2 separate regions of the Homo sapiens genome follow, and region 1 is linked to region 2. Evidence: chromatin contacts called from ENCODE Hi-C or POLR2A ChIA-PET data. All regions are on one chromosome and are shown on one strand. Each heading gives the region's core, a stretch centred on a gene start or an enhancer-like site at or near the end of the contact. The rest is flanking DNA. Distances are from core to core; before and after follow the strand shown. Region 1 holds the start of ZNF764 (zinc finger protein 764). Region 2 holds the start of CLN3 (CLN3 lysosomal/endosomal transmembrane protein, battenin).

Evidence for each region. A loop is a pair of places that touch in the nucleus more often than their neighbours do. ChIA-PET counts read pairs that join two places held with the same protein, here RNA polymerase II (POLR2A). Pooled maps may share reads with other maps.
Region 1: a loop to region 2 is called in a pooled map, with 6 times the contacts of the local background. The contact joins the promoter of ZNF764 here to the promoter of CLN3 in region 2. A Hi-C loop is called at or near these places in 4 of 50 pooled maps. POLR2A ChIA-PET finds 5 or more read pairs at or near these places in 2 of 52 experiments (activated naive CD4-positive, alpha-beta T cell and naive thymus-derived CD4-positive, alpha-beta T cell).

The regions. Positions count from the first base shown.
Region 1 is chr16:30,556,383-30,559,849 of GRCh38, forward strand. It overlaps ZNF764 (zinc finger protein 764), which reads right to left and starts at 1,992. Exons shown (of 3, transcript NM_001172679.2): 1 at 1,605-1,992; 2 at 1,351-1,464. The coding sequence starts at 1,800. RefSeq lists enhancers at 880-1,441, 1,982-2,121.
Region 2 is chr16:28,490,129-28,493,593 of GRCh38, forward strand. CLN3 (CLN3 lysosomal/endosomal transmembrane protein, battenin) reads right to left here and starts at 1,946. Exons shown (of 16, transcript NM_001042432.2): 1 at 1,892-1,946; 2 at 1,586-1,707; 3 at 1,354-1,432. The coding sequence starts at 1,631. RefSeq lists enhancers at 1,828-2,617, 1,957-2,156.

The DNA of each region.
Region 1 (3,467 bases), core at 742-3,241, 2.1 Mb after region 2:
GTTCCAGGCAGCAGGAACAGCACCAAGAAAGGCAGAACCAGGAGGGCATGGCCAAGTTCAGTGGGGCTGGATACTCTGCAAAGGCTGAGGGCAAGAAATGAAAGAAAAAAAGGGGGGCGGACGGGGAGAAAGGAACCAGCCTGCAGGTGAACGGCAGGGGTGGGTCCTGAGGTGGAGGTAGAGTCAACAGAGTTTAAGAGACTGGGCGTGGGGGCTCAAGGCGGTAATCCCAGCGCTTTGGGAGGTAGAGAAGGAGGATCAGCCTAGGATTTCAGGACCAGCCTGGGCAACACACCGAGAGCCAAGACCCCCTCTATAAAATATATATATTACATAACAATTTAAAACAATTAGGCCAGACGCAGTGGGTCACTTTGGAAGGCCGAAGCAGGCGAATCGCTTAGCTCCAGGAGTTAAAGACCAGCCTGGGCGACATAGTGAAACCCTGTCTCTACTAAAAATACAAAAAATTGGCTGGGCGCGGTGGCTCACGCCTGTAATCCCAGCACTTTGGGAGGCCGAGGCGGGCAGATCACAAAGTCAGAAGTTCGAGACCAGCCTGGCTAACATGGTGAAACCCCATCTCTACTAAAAACACAAAAACAAAATTAGCCGGGCGTGGTGGCGGGCGCCTGTAGTCCCAGCTACTGGGGAGGCTGAGGCGGGAGAATGGCGTCAACCAGGGAGGCGGAGCTTGCACTGAGCCGAGATGGCGCCACTGCACTCCAGCCTGCGCGACAGAGGAAGACTCTGTCTCAAAAAAAAAAAAAAAAATTAAGCAGGCTTGGTGGCGGGCGCCTGTAATCCCAGCTACTTGGGAGGTTGATACAGGAGAATTACTTGAACCTGGGAGTGGGAGGTTGCAGTGAACTGAGATGGCACCACTGCACTCCAGCCTGGGCAACGGAGTAAAACTCTGTCTAAAAAAAAAAATTACCCAGGCTTCGTGGCGAGCACCTGTACAGTCTTAGCTACTCTGGAGGCCCAGGTGGAAGGACTGCTTAAGCCCGGGAGTTCCAGGCTACAGTGAGCTATGATGCCGCCACTGCACTCAGCCTAGACAACAAAGCGAGACCCTGTCTCTAAAACAAAAACACCAAAAAAAGCCCCCAGAGTGTAGTGACCACGCAGAGGTGAGGACTCAGAGGCGGGTATGGCAGGGCCAGAGCCCCCATCACAGCTCCTTTCTAGGCTGCATCTGGGAGCCACGCAGGGGCTCAGCCTCGTCGTCGCAGTTGAGAAGGCAGTTCAGAGAGGAAACTGCTAAGCAGGTAGCTGGAGGTGGCAGAGGGTACCGGGATGGGACAGGAACAGAGAAGTCCCCATGGGACTGAGCACCCGATACTCCACCTGGGTCCGTTTGTGTCTGACATTTCGCCACCTCCGGATCCTGGGCAGCCGGACCCCACAGTTCGGCCTCCTCCTCCACCCAGGAGATGAGAGCTGGCTTGTTGCCTCCGATTCCTAGGGAAGAAGAACGCAAACCCCACGCTGCGGGGAGGCCACCTGCCCGGCCCCGGGGCCCCCAACTTCACGCGCAGCTCCCAGAGGCGCGGCAGGGCCTGTGGGGGCGCAGGGCTCAGGCGAGCAGGTGGGGCTCTCACCGAGAGCGCTCAGGTGGCCGTAGGTCTCCCGCATCACGTCCCGGTACAGGGCCCTCTGCGCTGGCCGCAAGCAGCCCCACTCCTCCCGGCAGAAGTACACGGCCACGTCCGCGAAGCTCACAGCCCCCGGCTCCCTCCACTCGGGTCCGGCCCCGTTTGGGTCCCGGGGAGGGAGCGGGGCCAGAGGCGGCGCCATGGTAACTGTCAACCCCGACGACGGATCGGCTGCCTCCCCTGGCCTGGCCTGGGCCTGCGGAACCTCCTGCGCCCGAGAAAGCCTCCCCGGCCCGGGCCCAAGGGAAGGAGGGAGGTTACTAGGGCCCCCGAGGGCGCACTAGAGGGCGTGGAAACTAACGGTGCCGATGGCAGCGGGTGTATAATCAGAAATGGAATATGCCCTCATAAAAAATGGCGGCGGCGCGGGTACTCGACCTTTGCCCCTACGCAGTCGTGCCCAAGACAACGCCCCCGGTATCTCCAGTCCGCGTTCTCTCCGTACCCTCATCCAAAATGGCCGCGGTGACTAATACAGAGGCCGGCCTTGAAAACTAGCCGCGCATGTTTAGTCCCCGGCCCGGCGAGGCGGTGCAGCAGAGAGCTCCGCCCCGGCCCGGCGAGGCGGTGCAGCAGAGAGCTCCGCCCCGGTTTGCACGAACAAAAGAGCGCCTCGCGGGAGTGAGCTGGCCTCCCGGCCTTACTGAACTCAGGCATTAGTTTTCGTTTGTGGACCGTTTTATAATCGGGCTCCAGCTCATCACTCTCTCGTTTTGTCCTTGTTATCTCAGAAACAGGGCAACAGCAGTCTCTTCCCAATGTTGAGTGTAAAAAAACCAATGGAGTGGGCGTGGCGCAGTGGCTCACGCTTGTAATCAGCAGTTTGGGAGGCCGAGGCCAGCGGAACAACTGAGGTCAGAAGTTCGAGACCAGCCTCACCAACATGGTGAAACCCCGTCTCCACTAAAAACACACAAAAAAACAGCCAGGTGTGGTGGCGTGCACCTGTAATCCCAGCTACTGGGGAGGCTGAGGCAGGAGTATCGCTTGAACGCGCGAGGCGGAGTTTGCAGTGAGCCGAGATTGCCTCACCGCACTCCAGCCTGGGCGACAGAGCGAAACTCTGTCTCAAAAATAAAAAAGAAAGAAAGAAAGAAAAAGGAGTGGATACAGGAGAACCTCCTCCATCGTAGGCTTGTTGGGGCCTGAAATTCTGGAAGTTTCTAGATGGCGGAGGCAGTGGGGAGAGTAGGGTAAGGTTGAGAAAGTCAGAGGGTCCTCTCTTCTAGGAGCTTCTCCCATGTGCTGCTCAGGACGCCTCCCAATTGCCAGTCTCCCTGTAGCTGCAGCCGGGCTCTCACCTCCCCTCACATCCTGCCCCTGGACAGATGGCCCAAGGCTCCTCTACTCAAATCCAACTCATCCCTTTCTTGCCCCAATCTGCTTCCCCTAGGGTCTTTATCTAGTAAATGTCACCAACTCTCCCCCAGACCTCTCTCTCACTTTCTGATGGTCTATTCTGTGCTCCACGTGACTTCATACATGTCCTGTTGTAGCAGGACAAGCCACAGACAAAACCCCTCAGACACCGAGTTGAAGGAAGGGTTTTATTCGGCTGGGAGCATCGGCAAGACTCACATCTCAAAAACCGACTCCCCGAGTGAGCAATCCCTGTCCCTTTTAAGGGCTCACAACTCTAAGGGGGTCCCCGTGAGAGGGTCGTGATCCATTGAACAAGCAGGGGATATGTGACTGGGTGCTGCAGGCACTGGTAATTAGAACAGGACAGGACAGGACAGGGATTTTCACAGTGCTTTTCTATACAATGTCTGTAATCTATAAATAACAAAACTGATTAGGTCAGAGGTC
Region 2 (3,465 bases), core at 696-3,195:
CCAAGTCTGTGATCCCAAAGCCCCTATGTCAGGGCGGGGCACGGTGGCTCACGCCTGTAATCCCAGCACTTTGGGAAGTGGAGGCAAGCGGATCACCTAAGGTCAGGAGTTCTAGACCAGCCTGACCAACATGGTGAAATCCTGTCTTTACTAAAAATACAAAAAATTAGCTGTGTCTGGTGGCACGCACCTGTAATCCCAGCTACTCGGGGAGCTGAGACAGGAGAATAGCTTGAACCTTGGAGGTGGAGGTTTCAGTGAGCCGAGATTGTGCCACTGCTCTCCAGCCTGGGTGATAGAGTGAGACTCTGTCTCAAAAATAAAATAAAATTAAAAAAAAAAAAAAAAAAAGCTGGGCGCGGTGGCTCACACCTGTAATCCCAGCACTTTGGGAGGCCGAGGCGGGCGGATCACGAGGTCAGGAGATCGAGACCATCCTGGATAACGCGGTGAAACCCCATCTCTACTAAAAATACAAAAAAATAGCCGGGCGTGGTGGCAGGCGCCTGTAGTCTCAGCTACTCCGGAGGCTGAGGCAAAAGAATGGTGTGAACCTGGGAGGCGGAGTTTGCAGTGAGCCGAGATTGCGCCACTGCACTCCAGCCTGGAGGACAGAGAGAGACTCCGTCTCAAAAAAAAAAAAAAAAAAAAAGGTTCAGGCCCGGCATGGTGGCTCATGCTTGTAATCTCAGCACTTTGGAAGGTTGAGGTAGGAGGATCACTTGAGGCCACGAGTTTGAGACCAGCCCAGGTCCCATAGTGAGACCCCCATCTCTATAAAAAAATATAAAAATTAGGCAGATGCGGTGGTGCACACCTGTAGCCACACCTACTTGGAGGCTGAGGTGGGAGAATCACTTGAGCCCAGGAGTTCCAGGCTGCAGGGAGCTGTGATTGCACTACTGCATTCCAACCTGGGAAACAGAGCAAGACCCTGTCTCAAAAAGAAAAAAAAATAAGATAAAATAAAATAAATTAAAAAAATAAAAAAGTTTTAGTAGTGATGCATTTATTTAAACGTTCACTAGGAAAACGCTGGTTTTCCAAGTGGAGTCGTGATTTAAAGTTTTCTTTTTAAAAATATGTGCACTAAAAAACGTTAAGGCTGAATTGGCTGGAAGAAAAAAGTAAATAATCCTACAGGTGGTAGGTATGAGGATCTTGCTAAATCCGGAAGGTGATAAGGAGTGAAGTTTGGAAATTTTACATGCTGCCCCTGGGGCAAACCAGTGGATTCAGTAAATATTTGTGGGTTCAGCTCCTTTGCGCAGCTTAACTCTTTCTTCCCCCTTTCCTCCGGTCACTTCCCTCTTCTCATGCCATTGTCACTCGCTGAAGTCTCAGGCCACTCACCAGAAGCCCACCGCGTTCTTCCAATGCGCGCCCTGATGGTCCAACAGAGGGAGCCGGGGCTCCGGGACGGTCTCCTCCCCTGGGAGAGCGAGAAGAGGGCATGACCCCCACCTACTCTCAGGTGCACGACCGCTCCTTGCGTGTCCTCCCGGGGCCGAGTCAGCTCTCATTCCCCTCAGGTGGGCTGCGAGCCAGAGGTGGTCGTTCCATGAGGGTGGGCGGGAATACTCACCCTCGGAATCCGAAAAGCGCCGCCGCGAGCCTGCACAGCCTCCCATCGCATCAAGTTCAGGTCCCCCGAGGGTCCAGGGTCATAGAGTGTCCAAAGGGGGCTCCCACGGGAGGGATGAGGGTCTGCGACAGGTGACAAGGATCAACGCCCGATTGCCGGTCCCAGCTCCGGCTTGTCTAGGGCACTCGCGCCCCGCGATCCATCAAGGAAGCTGGGGGCTCCATCTCGAGCGCCCTACGACCCACCACGCCCCACCCATCGTACTCTCCCCCGCCCCGTCTACAGCAGGGACCCTGAGGCCTGTACCTTTAAGAGCAGCAGAATGTTCTGCACTATGCAGAGGCCGTTTGTCGGATCACGTGACAGCACCCGCGTGTTCCCCCATCACGTGCTCAGAGGTTTTCCCTACTTCCGGGTCCTCTCTGTCTTCGCTTTGGGCCTTCTCGGCTTCGGAGCGTGAAAAAGGGAGGGGCTGGAGAACCCTGGAACCGCAGGTTTTAAACTGGAGCGGGTGGGAGCAGCAAGCAGAGCCGTGACCTTAGATCAGTGGCGCCCAAGACCGAGACAGTAGCCTGCCAGCACCAGTTATGACTGTGGGAGGCTTCAGCTCCTTTCCTTCAGCACTCACTTGCCAGAAACAAATATGGCCACCTGCCTACTCCCTTTTTTTTTTTTTTTTTTTTGAGGCAGGACTGTTTCTGGTTGCGAACAAAGACGACCAGCTTCAGGTCATTCTTATCCCCATCTGTTGACCTTACAAATTGTTTTAGAGACCTAAGTAAACATAACACTCATCTAAAGGGATTTCGTGAATGATCTATTGGCAGTATCCAAGATGTTAAGAGATCCCTATTTCCAAATTATCCTAGAACCAAAAAATATCACAGCACTTCAACCCCTGGTGTTACAGATGAGAAAACCAAGGTACAAATATATATATATATATATATAACAAAATTAGCCGGGCATGGTGGCGCATTCCTGTAGTCACAGGTACCTTGGAAGCTGAGGTGGGAGGATCACTTGTGCCCAGGAGGTTGAAGCTACAGTGAGCTATGATCACGCCACTGCACTCCAGCCTGGGTGACAGAGTGAGATCCTGTCTCAAAAAAAGAAAAAGTAAAAAATAAAATAAAAAAAATATATGTATATGAAAAAAATTGGAAAGTTGCTGACAATCATTCATACAATGTTAGACCTAAAGGTGACCTTAGAGACCTGTATGGTGATAAGAAATAGAGCACCAGAGGCAGGGAGCCATTGGGTTGGCTCCAGGCTGCTGCAGGATTCCTGCCTCCATCAAAGGTGGTGCTTAGACCAGATTTTTTTTTTTTTTTTGACAGGGTTTTGCTCTGTTGCCCAGGCTGGAGTGCAGTGGCAGGATCTTGGTTTGCTGCAACCTTGACCTCCCAGGCTCAGGTGATCCTCCCACCTCAGCCTCCCGAGTAGCTGGGACAGCAGGTGCGCACCACTGTGCCCAGCTAATTTTTGTGTTTTTTGTAGAGACTGGATTTTGCCACGTTGCCCAGGGTGGCCTCAAACTCCTGAGCTCAAGCAATCCACCTGCCTTGGCTTCCCAAAGTGCTAGGACTACAGGCGTGAGCCACTGCACCTGGCCAGACTAAATGATTTTAAGGCCTAAGATTCTGATGCTGTGATTTCATAGAATTGCCCTAATTGGAATAGGAAAGTGGGGCTGGGGAGGGGAGAAGGAGGGTATGGGGAAGAGAAGTAGAGCAAGGTCACTTTATGTAGTTCCAAATAAGGAATCATACCCTTACCTTCTTCTAGGTGGAAAGCGGCATCCTGCATTCTCTTCTTGTCCTTGGCCTCATCTCTGCTATGGGCTGTGCCACCTCTATATGCTCTTTCTCACCACC